Linked DNA regions of Homo sapiens: region 2 is linked to region 1. Evidence: read pairs that join two places in POLR2A ChIA-PET (ENCODE). Cell type or tissue: B cell. All regions are shown on one strand. Each heading gives the region's core, and the rest is flanking DNA. Links, peaks and the distances in the headings are about the cores only.

What was found. ChIA-PET counts read pairs that join two places held together with the same protein. Peaks named below come from ENCODE experiments on the same cell type or tissue, not always from the same donor. Only the 100,000 strongest peaks of a DNase experiment are listed, where the experiment ranks them.
Region 2: POLR2A ChIA-PET joins it to region 1 with 7 read pairs; 2 of 35 experiments call an interaction of 5 or more read pairs at or near these places.

The regions. Positions count from the first base shown.
Region 1 is chr7:74,217,462-74,225,408 of GRCh38, forward strand. LAT2 (linker for activation of T cells family member 2) reads left to right here. Exons shown (of 14, transcript NM_032464.3): 5 at 2,283-2,326; 6 at 2,499-2,547; 7 at 2,756-2,793; 8 at 3,123-3,158; 9 at 3,243-3,273; 10 at 4,176-4,231; 11 at 6,263-6,322; 12 at 6,557-6,736; 13 at 7,178-7,299. The coding sequence ends at 7,281. Among named protein-coding and RNA genes, the nearest start is that of LAT2, 11 kb to the left of the region's middle. RefSeq lists enhancers at 2,628-3,476, 6,244-6,293. In B cell, for the core only: no CTCF peak of the experiment used is centred there; no DNase peak of the experiment used is centred there; H3K27ac peaks cover 1,484 bases.
Region 2 is chr7:74,981,070-74,989,016 of GRCh38, forward strand. The region is part of intron 1 of CASTOR2 (cytosolic arginine sensor for mTORC1 subunit 2); the gene reads left to right. Among named protein-coding and RNA genes, the nearest start is that of CASTOR2, 20 kb to the left of the region's middle. In B cell, for the core only: no CTCF peak of the experiment used is centred there; no DNase peak of the experiment used is centred there.

The DNA.
Region 1 (7,947 bases), core at 1,950-5,949:
AGAGGTCCACCAGGCACCTGTGTCCTCAGCCTCCCTTTGACCCCAATCCCCAGGGGCTAGTCCGCTCTCCCCTTGCAATGCAAGAGACAGAGAACCCGGCACAGGGTGAAATGTGAACGTTGTCGGAGACTCCCCTGGAAAAAACTGCCGGAGCTCAGGGGAGGATGTGGGCAAGTCCCTCGGGGGACCAGGGAAGGACTGTGAGAAAGACCCAGGGAAGGGCAGTGGGTTCGACACTGCAGACTGGGGCTGAAACCCAGAACAACCCAGGCACATGGGCAGTGGCCACAGGTGTCCTTTGATTAAGAGAATGGCTGTGGGCCCAGGAAACCTTGGAGGTCCATGTGCACCCCCGAGCAGTCACTCATGACCCACACACGCACACCCGCACACACATCCTTCCTCATTTCCTTTTGCAACTGAAAAACCACAGTGAGATTTGAAAATAGAATCTTCCCATCCTTGCTCATCGTGGGCCAGGGTTAGACCTTTCTGGGTCTTTCTGGCCACGTGGCTTTCTGGCCGCCTGCAACCTCCCCCGATGCCCCCCATGCCCTTGACTCCTCGGACACTTCCCCTCTCCCCTCAGGCCCTGCCCACCCCCAGCCCCCTGATTGATCTTAGAGCCATAGATGGTCAGGGCCAGACTCAGCGTCCCCATGTGGGAGGTGGAGGGGAGCTGTTTGGTCTTCTCCCTGGAATGCCTGTGCCTGCCTCTCCATCTGTCACCTCGGTTGGGCTCAGTCCCACCAGCCTGCATGAAGCGACTGCTGTGAGCACAGGCTCCGTTCCTCTGTTGCTTCTCCCAGGAAGCCACGTCTGACTGACTCTCTCCTGTGGATTTAGGGTATCTCTCCTAAATCAGGTCACCCTGAGCCCCAGTCTTCAAGGAGCTTGGAAGGCTGGGCCAGGTACCCATTCTGGTTCAGAGGAGGAGCCCCCAAACCTGCTTTAATAATGAGCTAATCCACTCCATTATCTGTAATGGCAGCTTCCATTTTCAAGAGCACCTCATGGTCCAAGATGGCAGCTGGGGTGCCGGCCCTCATCTCTGCATTCCCAGCAGCAGGAAGAAAGAATGAACAAGGATACAAAGGGTGTCTCCCAGTTGCCAGTGCCCCCGTTTAAAAAGATTTATTGGAAATATCAACAACCTTGGCTTGAATCTCATAGACCAGAGCTTAATCCATGGCCACACTTTGGTGCAAGGAAGGCTAGGAATAGTCTATTATTTATTTCTTTATTTATTTAGAGATGGAGCCACATTTACTTTTGTTCAGGCTGGAGTGCAGTAGAATGATCTTGGCTCACTGCAACCTCTGCCTCCTGGCTTCAAGCGATTCTCCTGTCTCAGCCTCCCGAGTAGCTGGGATTACAGGCATGCGCCACCATGCCCAGCTAATTTTTGTATTTTTAGTAGAGACGGGGTTTTCTCCATGTTGGTCAGGCTGGTCTTGAACTCCCAACCTCAGGTGATTCGCCTGCCTTGGCCTCCCAAAGCCCTGGGATTACAGGTGTGAGCCACCATGCCGGGTCTAGAGTGTGTGCTTTTTTTTTTTTTTTTTTTTTTTTTTTTTTTTTTTTTTGAGACGGAGTCTCGCTCTGTCGCCCAGGCCAGACTGCGGACTGCAGTGGTGCAATCTCGGCTCACTGCAAGCTCCGCTTCCCGGGTTCACGCCATTCTCCTGCCTCAGCCTCCCGAGTAGCTGGGACTACAGGCGCCCGCCACCGCGCCCGGCTAATTTTTTGTATTTTTAGTAGAGACGGGGTGAGTGTGTGCTTTTTTAAGGAATTGCAAACGCTCCCTGGGACCAGCAGGTGGGAGGCAGCCTCATCGTCACTCCTGGCTGAAATAATTTACCCCAAGTCATTGCTGGGTCCCTGAGCACCTGCCTTCATTCACCCTCATGCCCCAGAATCTCAGGGCTACCTCCACAGCCCTGTCCACAGACCCCTCCTGACCCGTCTCCAGGGGCCTGGGACCCACCGGCAGGATGTGGCCCTGTTGAGGCCATGTCAGGGATGGGTCTGGCTGAGAGCCGGGCTCCAGCCCAGGGCCCTGTGTGAGGGTTGGGCACCCAGTGCACGGAGGGGCCAGAGAATGGGGATAGCATGGGGAGCCGTGAGAATGAGGCCTGAAAGGGCAGCAGTTCCTCCCCACTGTCGCCCCAGTCCGTCCCTCTGCTTTCCCTCCTCATCCCTGCCTGTCCCTCCCTCCTGTCCCTGTGTTCTTGGGCTGTGGGAGTCCAGGCCCAGGCTCAGCACAGCCCATGCATTTCCAGGCGTGAGGACCAACAGAGCTTTACGGGGTCCCGGACCTACTCCTGTGAGTCTCCAAGTGTCCCCGGGTTGGGCTCTGGGTTGGGGGTGTCCCTATCAAGTTATCTCGGTCCCCATTGACCTGAGACCGTGGCCAGGCCTGATGTGGGGGGATGATGGGGTGAGGGGGCTGGGCTAGCTGGGGGCCCAGCCAACACCCCACTTCTTGCCCTTTGTAGTGGTCGGGCAGGCATGGCCAGGACCCCTGGCGGACATGGCACCCACAAGGTAGGTCACAGTCCCCCAGGAAGTGACAAGAATGAAAGTCCTGGAGGTCCTCACCTGGTGAGCCCAGGTCAAGACCTCCCTCCCTCCCCGAGTCCCAGAGCTCCAGGGCTCAGCTATGAAGGCCCCACAAGGGGTATGGGGGGATGTGTCCTGGGGGGCCTCTCCCCTACAGCCCCTCCTTTAACTCCCTCCTTCCCCCTCCCTGCAGGAAGGACAAGCTGTTGCAATTCTACCCCAGCCTGGAGGGTGAGTGGCACAGGGCAGGGACAGGGACAGGCCTAGCCAAGCTGGGACTAAGACAGGCGAAAACCCCATGGGACAGGCGTCGTGCAGTGGGGGCTGCGGGGCCAGGCGAGGCCTCCCCAGGAGAGACACACAGGCTGGGGCAGGGCAGGCTCCTGGAATCGGCCTGGCAGGGGGAGGGTGCACACTCGCACATGCCCCACTGAGGGGACAGGGAGCACTGCAAAGGCTCAGACACGGGAAATAGCTGGCCCTGCCTTGGGCTGCAGCACCCGAGCTGGGTGCAAAGCAGGGGCCAGGGGAGAAAGCAATTAGCTGGGTCTTTCTTCCAGATCCAGCATCTTCCAGGTACCAGAACTTCAGCAAAGGTAGGTAGGCTCCTGGAGAAAGGGGGAGGCCATGGTGGGGGCCACACCCAGGGGCTCAGGCCCAATTCTCGCCTCCTCCCGCAGGAAGCAGACACGGGTCGGAGGAAGCCTACATGTGAGTGACCTTGATCCTGTCCCCCCTGCCTCGCCTCTCCCCCTGCCCCACCTCTCCCCCTGCCCCACCTCTCCCCCTGCCCCACCTGCCTGCCACAGCCCTGGGCTTCCTGGTCCAGGAACCACCTCTTGCACTAGAACGAGGCATCCAGGTTCCCCTCCTTCTCCTGGCAGGCAGGCATTGGGCGACACTGTTGTCTCTTAGGTAACCCTGGGTTTGGGGGACTGGACTTTGCCCTGCTCTGGGACACAGAGTGTCAGGGGCGGGGGATAGAGACTCATTCAGCATCACCCAGTCAAAGACAAGCTACAGGACACCCAGAATCCCTCGGGGGTGTTGCATCATCTCACAGATGGGCAAACGATGGGGAATGGCCTAAGGTCACATAGCAAGGTGGCTCACCAGGTGCGGTGGCTCATGCCTGTAATCCCAGGACTTTGGGAGGCCAAGGCAGGCAGATCACCTGAGGCCAGGAGTTCAAGACCAGCCTCGCCAACATGGTGAAACCTCATCTCTACTAAAAATAAAAAATTAGCCAGGCATGGTGGTGCGTGCCTGTAATCCCAGCTACTCGGGAGGCTGATGCAGGAGAATCGCTTGAACCTGGGAGGCTGAGGTTGCAGTGAGCCGAGATCATGCCACTGTACTCCAGCCTGGGTGACAGAGACTCTGTCTCAAAAAAAAAAAAAAAAAAAAAAAAAAAAAGTGGCTCCAGCCCCTGGTGGCTCAGGGGTCCCAGGAAGTGGGGGTGGGGGAATCAGAGAGGAGATCCTGGCAGACCCCCATGGCCCCCAAGAGGAGCAATGGTGGGAGCAGCCCTGGCCTCACCGCCCCCTTATGGAGCCCCCAACCCGATCTCCAGCCTGCCCTGAAACCTGTGTTGTATATGTTTTCTTGGCCAGAGACCCCATTGCCATGGAGTATTACAACTGGGGGCGGTTCTCGAAGCCCCCAGAAGGTGAGGCGAAGGACAAAGCCGGAGGTGGAGGAAGTGGTGTGGGAGCTCAGGGCAGAAGCCATACCTCCAGGCAGGAGAGGAGGCTGGGCCTGGGTTCGGGTAAATCGGCAGAGCCGGTTGGGTGGACAGAAGGAGGCTGGTGCTGCAGGCGGGGGCCAAGAAGGGATAGGGGGCGGGCGGGTCAGCGTGGGAGAGCTGTGGGCACAGGGCGTGGGAGAGAGGAGTGGGCCACAGGGCAGGGAACTAGAGGGCTGGCTTGGGGAGGTGGGGGGAGGCCAGGTCCTTGTCAACGAGGACTGAGCATCTTCTCCTGACCCCAGAAGGTACCTGGGATGGTGATCCCTGCAGGCTCTGAGGCCACCAGAAACCTGGTCGCTGAATGCCTTTGCTTTATAGGAAGGGCAACTGAGAGGCCGGGTGTGGTGGCTCACCCCTGTAATCCCAGCACTTTGGGAGGCTAAGGTGGGTGGATCACCTGAGGTCAGGAGTTCAAGACCAGTGTGGCCAACATGGTGAAACCCCATCTCTACAAAAATACAAAAAAAAAAAAAAAAAAAAATTAGCCAGGCATGGTGGCACATGCCTGTAATCCCAGCTACTTGGGAGGCTGAGACAGGAGAATTGCTTGAACCCGGGAGGCGGAGGCTGCAGTGAGCCAAGATCGCACCATTGCACTCCAGCCTGGGCAACAGAGTGAGACTCCATCTCAAAAAAAAAAAAAATCCCCCCAAAAAAGGGCAACTGAGGACTCAGGGTGGGCAGTGCCTGCTGAGAGGTGCATGGGCCTGCGGTTTGAATCCAGCTCCATGACCTGGCTCCTGCCTGGACCATACTGGGTAGGACCATGGTGTTGGGGGGTCCTCTTCTGCCCCCCACCACTGCCACCTCCATTTTTTTTTTGAGACACAGCCTTGCTCTGTCACCCAGGTTGAGTACAATGTCACGATCTTGGTTCACTGCAACCTCCGCCTCCCGGGTTCAAGCGATTTTCCTGCCTCAGCCTCCCGAGTAGCTGAGATTACAGGCGCCTGCCACCACGCCTGGCTAATTTTTTGTATTTTTAGTAGAGACAGGGTTTCACCATATTGGCCAGGCTGGTCTTGAACTCCTGACCTCAGGTGATCCGCCCGCCTTGGCCTCCCAAAGTGCTGGGATTACAGGCATGAGCCACCCCGCCAGGCTGGCAGTGCTCATTTCTTAGGACCCCCAACATCACTGATGGATTTTGGGTGGGGCATCAGTCAGAGCCCAGCTTCCCCATTACAAGGCCAAGATGGGGTGCCAGGCGCTGAGGTGCCATACTCAGCCTGGGTCCCCGAGCAAAGCATCCTCAGCCTGCCCTGCCCTATCTGGAAGAGTCCAGCCCCTTCCCGGCAGTGGCTCTAGGGAGAGCTCCTGATTATAGAGATGAACCCCTGAGGCTGCCCCTGCCTCCCTCCCTCTCTCCAGCCACCCGGCATGGGCCTGAATTGCAGCCCCCGCAGAGTACCCCCTCCAGAGTGCATATGGAGGGGATCTCAGAAGACAGAGGCTGGACACAGTGACTCACGCCTGTAATCCCAACATTTTGGGAAGATTGCCTAAGCTTAGGGGTTCAAGACCAGCCTGGGCAACACAGCGAGATCCTCTCTACAAACAATTTTAAAAGTTAGCTGGGCGTGGTGGTGCATGCCTGTAGTTCCAGCTACTCAGGAGGCTGCGGGGTAGGAAGATCGTTTGAGCCGGGAGTTGGAGGCTACAGTGAGCTGACTTTGCCAGTGCTCTCCAGCCTGGGTGACAGAGCAAGACCGTCTCAACAAGAAACAAAGAAGACAGAGGAGCTCAGGGCTCAGGGAAGAGCATGCAGGGGCACCAGGCCAGCACCCATTAGGAAGCTCATCCAGAAGAAGGCTTGAGGTCCCGGGGGACCCAGAGGGCTAGGGCTTGGCGGAAGAGGTCCCCTGCAAAGGGAAGGCAGGACAGAGCGGGAGGATGAGCCAGGCTTTGCAGGGTCTGCCCACACCCCCGTGCCCACTCCTCTCTCTCCTGCAGATGATGATGCCAATTCCTACGAGAATGTGCTCATTTGCAAGCAGAAAACCACAGAGACAGGTGAGGCTGCCCAGCCAGAGGCAGGCTGGGGCTGGGAGCAGCAGGCCTCCTTGGCCAGGTGCCCCTGCACTCCCCACTGCTCAAAGGCCGCCCCCACTTTGAAGCCTGAAGGCTCTCGGATCCCCAGGTACCTTTCGGTAGAGCCTTGCCCCTACTATCCTCGGAGGCAGCTCTATTGGCTCCTGGTGCCTCTGTGGGACTGAGCCAAGGGGGGCCTATTCTCCCTCTCTGCAGGTGCCCAGCAGGAGGGCATAGGTGGCCTCTGCAGAGGGGACCTCAGCCTGTCACTGGCCCTGAAGACTGGCCCCACTTCTGGTCTCTGTCCCTCTGCCTCCCCGGAAGAAGATGAGGAATCTGAGGATTATCAGAACTCAGCATCCATCCATCAGTGGCGCGAGTCCAGGAAGGTCATGGGTAGGTGGCCGGGAGAAGAGGCAGGGTGGTCCACTTAGGGCAGGCTTGAGGGACTGGCCTGGAAGGGCAGGCTGAAAGTGGGCTTCCCTCCAGCCAGTCCAGCTAACCCCGCAGTGATGCCTGGGTGCAGGAGCAGCTGCAGAGACCTTGAACCACACAGGACGGCCCTTGGCAGCCGCCCAGCCTCCAGGGTGGGGTCAGGTCCTCCCGGGCAGGCCGCCCCATCCAGCTGCATGCATGGAGTAACGCATTCACCTGCTCTCACAGCAGGACGATCTCCGGCAAATCCCAGAGACAGGACAGACACACACCGCCAGGACCTGTCGGGCGTGGCATTTCCCGCGGGCTGTTTTGTGGAGTCTGGGGGTCTGAGTCTGGGGGAGCAGTCATGGGTGTCTCCATGTGAACCACTCGATGACCTGTCTGCCCGCTGGTCCACAGGGCAACTCCAGAGAGAAGCATCCCCTGGCCCGGTGGGAAGCCCAGACGAGGAGGACGGGGAACCGGATTACGTGAATGGGGAGGTGGCAGCCACAGAAGCCTAGGGCAGACCAAGAAGAAAGGTACAGCCCCTGCTCTCCAGCTGCCGTGGGCCAAGGATTGGAGGTCTTGCCAAGCTGCAGGACCCCCAATCCAAGGGAACAGCCGAGAGTGTGGGTGGAGGGGCCATGGTGGGGGCTACAGGGTGCACCCATGGGTGCTCCAAGAGGGCAGCTTGGCGACTCTGTTCCTCTGTTCTGGCCAGGGGCGTCAGGCAGGGAATTCTGGTGACTTCAGGGGCAAAGAAGTGGGCACCGGGTGGGTCTCCCAACTCCACTGCATCCTCCTGGCTGCGACCTTGGACCAAGTGACAACCTCCCAGAACTTAGTTCCTCACTTGGTGCCCACCTCTCAGAGAAGACATCGCACACACGGCCGGGCACGGTGGCTCACGCCTGTAATCCCGGCACTTTGGGAGGCCGAGGCAGGCAGATCACCTGAGGTCACGAGTTCGAGACCAGCCTGGCCAACATGGTGAAACTTCATCTCTACTAAAAACACAAAAAATTAGCCAGGCATGGTGGTGGGTGCCTGTAGTCCCAGTTAGTTGGGAGGCTGAGGCAGGAGAATCATTTGAACCCTGAAGGCGGAGGTTGCGGTGAGTTAAGATCACATGCACTCAACCCTGGGTGACAGAGCGAGACTCCGTCTCAATAAATAAATAAAAAAAC
Region 2 (7,947 bases), core at 2,136-6,135, 760 kb after region 1:
TGCACAGCACCACATCCAGCCCCCTTCCCACCCAGCCCACCCAGGTCCTGCCCACGTGACCCCCAGTCTTTCTCCAGTCGCACCTCCTCTGCACGCTGACCGCCATGTCTTGTCCTCTTTTTCTTTTTTTTTGAGACAGAGTCTTGCTCTGTCATCCCGGCTGCTGGAGTGCAATGGCGCAATCTTGGCTCACTGCAACCTCCGCCTCCCGTGTTCAAGTGATTCTCCTGCCTCAGTCCTCCCTGGGACTACAGGGGTACACCACCATGCCTGGCTAATTTTTATATTTTCAGTAGAGTCAGGGTTTCACCATGTTGGCCAGGCTGGTCTCGAACTCCTAACCTCAGGTGATCCACCCGCCTCGGCCTCCCAAAGTGCTGGGATTACAGGCGTGAGCCACCGTGCCCAGGCTGTCTGCTTCTATTCTAGCTCCCCGACTCCTGATCCCCTGACCCTGAGGCCTCAGGACGAAGGTCTCATCCCCTCCAGGCAGGCCCTCCTTGGCAGGGCAGCTTCAATTTGTATAGGAATCAAATCCATCCTGTTGGGGTTTTACCATGTTCCCCAGGCTGGTCTTGAACTCCTGGGCTCAGACAATTCTCCTACCTTGGCCTCCTAAAGTGCTGGGATTACAAGTATGAGCTACCATGCCGGGCCTATTTTTTTTTTAATAATTTTTTTTTTTTAATGTGGGAGAGTTCAAATGTGAAATCAAGGCCCGGTGCGGTGGCTCACGCCTATAATCCCAGCACTTTGGGAGGTGGAGGCAAGAGGATCGCTTGAGGCCAGGAATTCAAGACCATTTGGGGCAACATAGCCAGACCCCGTCTCTACAAGAAATTTTAAAAATTAGCCAGACGTGGTAGTGCACACCTGTAGCCCCAGCTACTCTGGAGGCTGAGACAGGAGGATCACTGGAGCCCAGGAGTTGGAGGCTGCAGTGAGCTATGCTCACACCATTGCACTCTAGCCTGGTTGACAAAGTGAGACCCAGTCTCAAGAAAAAAAAAAAAAAGTGGGAAGAAGCGTACCCCACCACACTTCTTCTTTGGGGTTAGAATTTTGGGCCTGCACTGGAATGTGGAACGCTGATAGGGGATGGGGACAGGTGGAGGTGTCAGGGGCGCCCTCAGACTCTACCCTCCTTCATTGCCTTAGAGGTGAGGCTGGGGAACGACCCTGGGGTAAGGGGTTGCCCGTGCCCACTCCCCTGCATGCAGGAGCTGGATCTCTGCTTCACTCTTCCCCTTTCCTGATGGGAACTTGCTCCTGCATTTGGCCCCTGGGCCTCTGGGTAACCTGCCCCAGCCACCCAGGGCTTGGCCCCAGGCGAGTGCATCTGTAAGGGCAGATCTCGCGGTGAATTTCCTGGGTGACTCCTTTGCACACACCCAGGCTGGACTCCCTCCACCCCCTCCCAACTGAGCAATGCTTTGGGGCTGTTTCGTCCACTAGAGCAGCACAGTCAAGAATGAGGGGGTGTATGGGCTGGGCGTGGTGGCTCACGCCTGTAATCCCAGCACTTTGGGAGGCTGAGGCAGGCGGATCACAAAGTCAGGAGTTCAAGACCAGCCTGGCTAATATGGTAAAACCCTGTCTCTACTAAAAATACAAAATTAGCCGGGTGTGGTGGTGCATGCCTGTAGTCCCAGCTACTCGGGAGGCTGAGGCAGGAGAATTGCTTGAACCCGGGAAGCGGAGGTTGCAGTGAGCAGAGATCACACCACTGCACTCCAGCCTGGGCAACAGAGTGAGACTCTGTCTCAAAAAAAAAAAGAATAAGGGGGTGACACCTCAGAGAACAAGCTGCAGGCCTGGTGTCACCTGCAGATGACAAGGCTACCGTATCCATTCCTCAAGCCAGGCCTCTGAGGAGCCCTGGTGGGTAGGGTGCTGGAGGGAGAACTCGAGCTTGCAGGCAGTAAAACGCATTTTTTTTTTTTTTTTTTTTTGGTGGCGGGGACAGAGTCTCACCCTGCCGCCCAGGCTGGAGTGCAGTGGCGCAATCTCAGCTCACTGCAAACTCTTGACTCCTGGGTTTGAGCGATTCTCCTGCCTCAGCCTCCCGAGTAGCTGGGATTACAGGTGTGCACCACCACACTCAGCTAATTTTGGCGTTTTTAGTAGAGACAGGGTTTCGCCATGTTGGCCAGGCTGGTCTCAAACTCCTGACCTTGGGTGATCAACCTGCCTCAGCCTCCCAAAGTGCTGGGATTACAGGCGTGAGCCACTATGCCCGGCCACATTTCTTTCTTCTTCTTTTTTTTTTAATCTGTGCTTTTCTCCACCCTCTTCAGACTTTGTTCTAGTCTACAATTTCCCTCCTGCAGCTTCTCTCTGATGACGTCCCCACCCAGCCCGTCAGTCCAAATTAGCCTGGTTTAACTGCGTTTGTCAGTTTCTGTAGAAGAATGAAGAAGGTGATAGCACCCACGTTATAGGGCTGTTCACGGGAGGTTGAAGTGAGATCTTACAGAGAAAGTGCTTAGCAGGTGCCCCAGGTCCAGAGTGTGGGGTTGGCTGTGAGTCGTGTGCATCTCCTGCCCTGACCCCCTCTGCAAGCTTGGTTCTTGAGTGCTTGAGTGAGGCACACTTGACCTGCTTATGTGATTCCCATGGCACCATGGTGTGGGGAATGTCTCCCAACAAGACACCTTATCAAGCGCTCTCTCTCCACTCTGCTGTTCCTACCACATATTCCCAGGCAGGTCACCCTACCTTTCTTGTTTTCTTTTGAAGACAGGGTCTCGCTCGGTCACCCAGGCCAGAGTTCAGTGGCAAAATCATAGCTCACTGCAGCTCCTGGACTCAAGGGTTCCTCCCGCCTCAGCCTCCTGAATAGCTGGGGCCGCAGGTGTGTGCCACCACACCTGGCTAATTTTTACAATATTTTGTAGAGACAGGGTTTCACTTTGTTGCCCAGGCTGGCCTCAAACTCCTGGCCTCAAACGATCCTGCCTCGGCCTCCAAAAGTGCTGTGATTTCAGACGTGAGCCACCTCACCTGGCCTGACCCGGCCTTTCTGAGCCTTCAGCCCTCATCTTTGTCTGGGGGCATTCTAAAAACCAAGGAATAGAATACCAGGGTCAGACTCAGACTTTGCGTTCAGTAGGCCATGAATACTTGGGTTTTCGCTCAGTTTCTGGGGCATTGAGACTGATAGAAGCAACTGACCCCCTTAGCTAAGGCAGGCAGGCAGGTATTGTCACCAAGAGACCCTGGAGATCAGGAGAGGTTATTTGGGGTTGGGGATCTCCAAGGAGGGGCAGGGAAGTTAGTACCATCGTCGGGCTGGAAATGGGAAGCGTTTGGCTCGTTGGAAGTGGTGAGGCTGGGGTGTGGGACCCTCGCCATGTGACCTACATGGGGTGCTCTCAGTAGAAATTGGGACCTGCCAACCATGGTTGCCTGGGAGAGTTGAAATGCTGGGTGATACAGAACAACAGGCCAGCTGCCATCTCCCCACCTTTGGGAGGGCACCCTCTGATGGTGGGTCCCTGGAGGAAGGGCCCCAGGGACCCAGGAGCCAACACCTCCCTTCCTGCTCCTCTCACTGCTGTTGATGAAGATGACAGTGAGGCTCCCCTTGACTCAGGTTCCTATGGGCCAGGCCCACCGCCATGCCCTTTGGATGCATTATCAACTCAGGTGGGTATGTGACCTCCCCCATGTCTCAGATAAGGAAACCGAGGCCCCAGAGGGTGAGGAACCTGCCCAAAGCCATCTGTATGACTTAGTCAAAGAAGCTAGCTTTGGACTCAGAAGTCTGATTTAAGAGCCACTTGGGCACAGTGGCTCACACCTGTAATCCCAGCCCTTTGGGAGGCCGAGGCAGTCAGATCACCTGAGGTCAGGAGTTCAAGACCAGCCTGGCCAATGGGGTTAGTAGAAACCCCATCTCTACTAAAAATACAAAAATTAGCTGGGTGTGATGGTGCACACCTGTAATCCCAGCTACTCAGGAGGCTGAGACATAAGAATCATTTGAACCCAAGAGGTGGAGATTGCAGTGAGCTGAGATTGAGCCACAGCACTCCATCCTGGGTGACAGAGTGAGACCCTGTCTCAATAAAAAAGAACCACTCTAGACTGTGCCACTCCTCTCTCTATGCAGGGTGGGCCAGTGAGGCTCTGAAATATGGGAGGTCTAGCCCCTTCTCAGGGCAGGTCTGGTTCTGGTCCTCGGGGCTCCCACAGAAGTAAAAGTTGAGCCCCTTTCAAGAGTCACTGTCAGGGGGTTGGGGACAATGGCTCACACTCAGCATTTTGGGAGGCTGAAGTGATGGAGTTGCTTGGGCTTAGAAGCTCGAGACCAGCCTGGGCAACATAGTGAGACCCCCATCTCTACAAAAAAATATACAAGTAGCTGGGCATGGTGATTCCTGCCTGTAGTGCCAACTATTCTGGAGGCTTAGGTGGGAGGATCACTTGAGCCTGGGAGGTTGAGGCTGCAGTAATCATGCCAGTAATCATGCACTCCAGCCTAGGGGCCAAAGATTGAGAAACAGCCTGGCTCAAAAAAAAAAAAAAAAAAAAAAAGAATCATTGTGAGGGGATCTCAGTTCTGCCCTGATCCTCTCATCCCAGCTCTGCCCTCACTAACTGTGACAGTGAGCATGTTCCATTACCCCCCAGGCCTCAGTGTCCCGTCTGCAGAGGGGCATGGCAGAACCTTCCTTAGGGTGGCCTGAGGGTTAGATGGCATCACGGACAGACCAAGCCCAGCACCGCATCTACCAGAGGTGGTTGCTCCAGATGGATACCTGGATAGCTCTTTTTTCCTTAAATCATTTTAGCCAATTTCAGCTTTCCATTTACTCCTTCAGCAGATGCTCACTGAGACACGGATTCCACCTTTATTTATTTGGATTTTTTTGAGACAGAGTCTCACTCTGTTGCCCAGGCTGGAGGGCAGTGGCATTATCTCGGCTCACTGCAACCTCCACCTTCCCGGTTCAAGCGATTCTCCTGCCTTAGCCTCCCAAGTAGCTGCAACTACAGGCGCGCACCACCAAACCCAGCTAATTTTTTTGTATTTTTAGTAGAGATGGGGTTTCGCCACGTTGGCCAGGCTGGTCTTGAACTCCTGACCTCAAGTGATCAGCCCTCCTTGGCCTTCCAAAGTGCTGGGATGACAGGCGTAAGCTGCCACACCCAGCTGGATACTGTCTTTAGAACATGCCTGTGGGGGGTGGATCACAAGGTCAGGAGTTCAAGACCAGCCTGGCCAAGATGGTGAAACCCTGTCTCTACTAAAAATACAAAAAAAGAATTAGCCAGGTGTGGTGACGGGTGCCTGTAATCCCAGCTACTCGGGAGGCTGAGGCAGAGAATTACTTGAAGCCGGGAGGTGGAGGTTATGGTGAGCCAAGATCGTGCCACTGCACTCCAGCCTGGGCAACAGAGGGAGACTCTGTCTCAAAAAAAAAAAAAAAGAAAAGAAAAGAAAAAAAAAGAACATGGCTGCAGGTCTCAGTGTTGCAGAAGGTTCCCATATCTAGAGCCCCAAGGGCCATGCACTGAGCTCAGATACTGCCTGTGGTGCTTCTGATCACCTGCCCCTTACGCCCCCTTCCGAAAATGTGGGTCTGGGAGAAGGTGGTGATTTTAAGACAGCACAGCTCCTACCTATACTGCAGGCCCTGCCCTGCACACCACGTATGTCTGGAATATCCCATGAAAAACAAATGGTTTGGCCAGGTGCAGTGGCTCACGCCTGTCATCCCAGCACTTTGGGAGGCCAAGGAGGGAGGATCACTTGAGGTCAGGAGTTGGAAACCAGCCTGAACAATGTAGTAAGACCCCCATCTTGATAAAATTTTTTAAATTTTTAAAAATTAGCCAGGTGTGGTGGCACACGCCTGTAGTCCCAGCTACTCTGGAGGGCAAGGTGGGAGAATCTCTTGAGCCCAGGAGTTTGAGGCTGGCAGTGCACTCCACCGTGGGCGACAGAGCGAGACCTTGACTTTAAATAACAACAAAAAAATTCAACCATTAGGATCTTCCCCTGTGTTTATGCTACCAAGGAGTGTTTGTTGTCTAAAGCCAGCACCGGCCGGGCGCAGTGGCTCACACCTGTAATCTCAGCACTTCGGGAGGCCAAGGTGGGCAGATCACTTGAGGTCAGGAGTTCAAGACCAGCCTGGCCAACATGGTGAAACCCCATCTCTACTAAAAATACAAAAATTATCCGGGCCTGGTGGCGGGAGCCTGTAATCTCAGCTACTCGGGAGGCTGAGGCAGGAGAATTGCTTCAACCTGGGAAGTGGAGGTTGCAGTGAGCCAAGATCACGCCTCCAGCCTGGGCAACAGAGTGAGATTCTGTCTCAAAAAGAAAAAAAAAAAAAAAAGATGCCAGGATCCCTAAATCCTCCCATAGAAGAAGGAAGGTTCTTAAGTCGCTCAAACACACACATCTGTTGGGAGGGCAGATTCTCCTGCAGTCTGGGCCTTTCTCCCGCAGAGGGCAGGGACAGGTGGCCCAAGGGAGACCAATTCAGGCAATTTGTGTGATCCAGGAAGGCCATGCCTCTGGTCTCCCGAGGGCTTGTTCATCACCCCCGTGGGGAGTCAGGCCCCTCTCACAGTGGCTAGGGAAGACAGAGACTGAGCAGTGAGAAGGTTCTGTCTGGTTTTCTTTTTTTCTTTTAATTTAATTATTTTTTTTCGAGACAGAGCACCTAGGCTGGAGTGCAGTGGCGTGATATCGGCTCACTGCAACCTCCACCTCCCAGGTTCAGGCAATTTTCCCACCTCAGCCTCCTGAGTAGCTGGGATTATAGACACGCACCACACAGCTGGCCAATTTTTGTATTTTTAGTAGAGACAGGGTTTCACCATGTTGGCTAGGCTGGTCTTGATCTCTTGACCTCAAGTGATACACCCGCTTTGGCCTCCCAAAGTGCTGGGATTATAGGTGTGAGTCACTGCGCCTGGCCTTTTTTTTTTTTTAATAATATTTTACAAAAATTGATATTAAACTGTTCTCACTCTTGGCCTCTGGCTTTCACTGCTCATTGCTCATCTGTGTCCAGAGATGGCCGATGGTCACGGGTCACTCCTTTTTTTTTTCTTTTTTGAGACGGAGTCTGGTTCTGTCACCCAGGCTGGAGTTCAGTGGTGCCATCTCGGATCACTGCAATCTCTGCCTCCCGGGTCAAGCAATTCTCCTGCCTCACCCTCCCAAGTAGCTGAGATTACAAGTGCCCGCCACCACACCCGACTTATTTATTTATTTATTTATTTTGAGACTGAGTCTCACTCTGTCGCCCAGGCTGGAGTGCAGTGGCGCGATCTTGGCTCACTGCAAGCTCCGCCTCCCGGGTTCACGCCATTCTCCTGCCTCAGCCTCCCGGGTAGCTGGGACTACAGGTGCCTGCCACTGCGCCCAGCTAATTTTTTATGTTTTTAGTAGAGACAGGGTTTCACCATGTTAGCCAGGATGGTCTTGATTTCCTGACCTCTTGTTCTGCCCACTTCGGCCTCCCAGACTACTGGGATTACAGGCGTGAGCCACCGCACCCGGCCCACGCTCCTTTTTTTTGGTGGACCTCAGGCATGCAGAATTTGATGACTCAGAATTTTTGGTTCGTGACGTACTTATTGATCCTGCTTTTACTTTATGTTTGTTTATCATTTGAATAACACTGCCCCCCACAGCGACCATGACAGTGATGGTAACTGCTGTCTGCCTACATTTATCTTTCCCTTGATTTTTGCAAAGGCTTTCATCCCATTTATATGTATGGAAAAGATACCTGGCAGCCTGCGATCTTCTGAGGCATGCTTTTTTTTTTTTTCATTCCACATTGCATTTCAAAATGCAGAAGATATTCTGTGTTTCTATTACTGTAGAATATTAGGGCATTCAGCCATAACACTGGAGGGAATTTTTCTTTTTTTTTTTTTTGAGACGGAGTCTTGCTCTGTCACCCAGGCTGGAGTGCA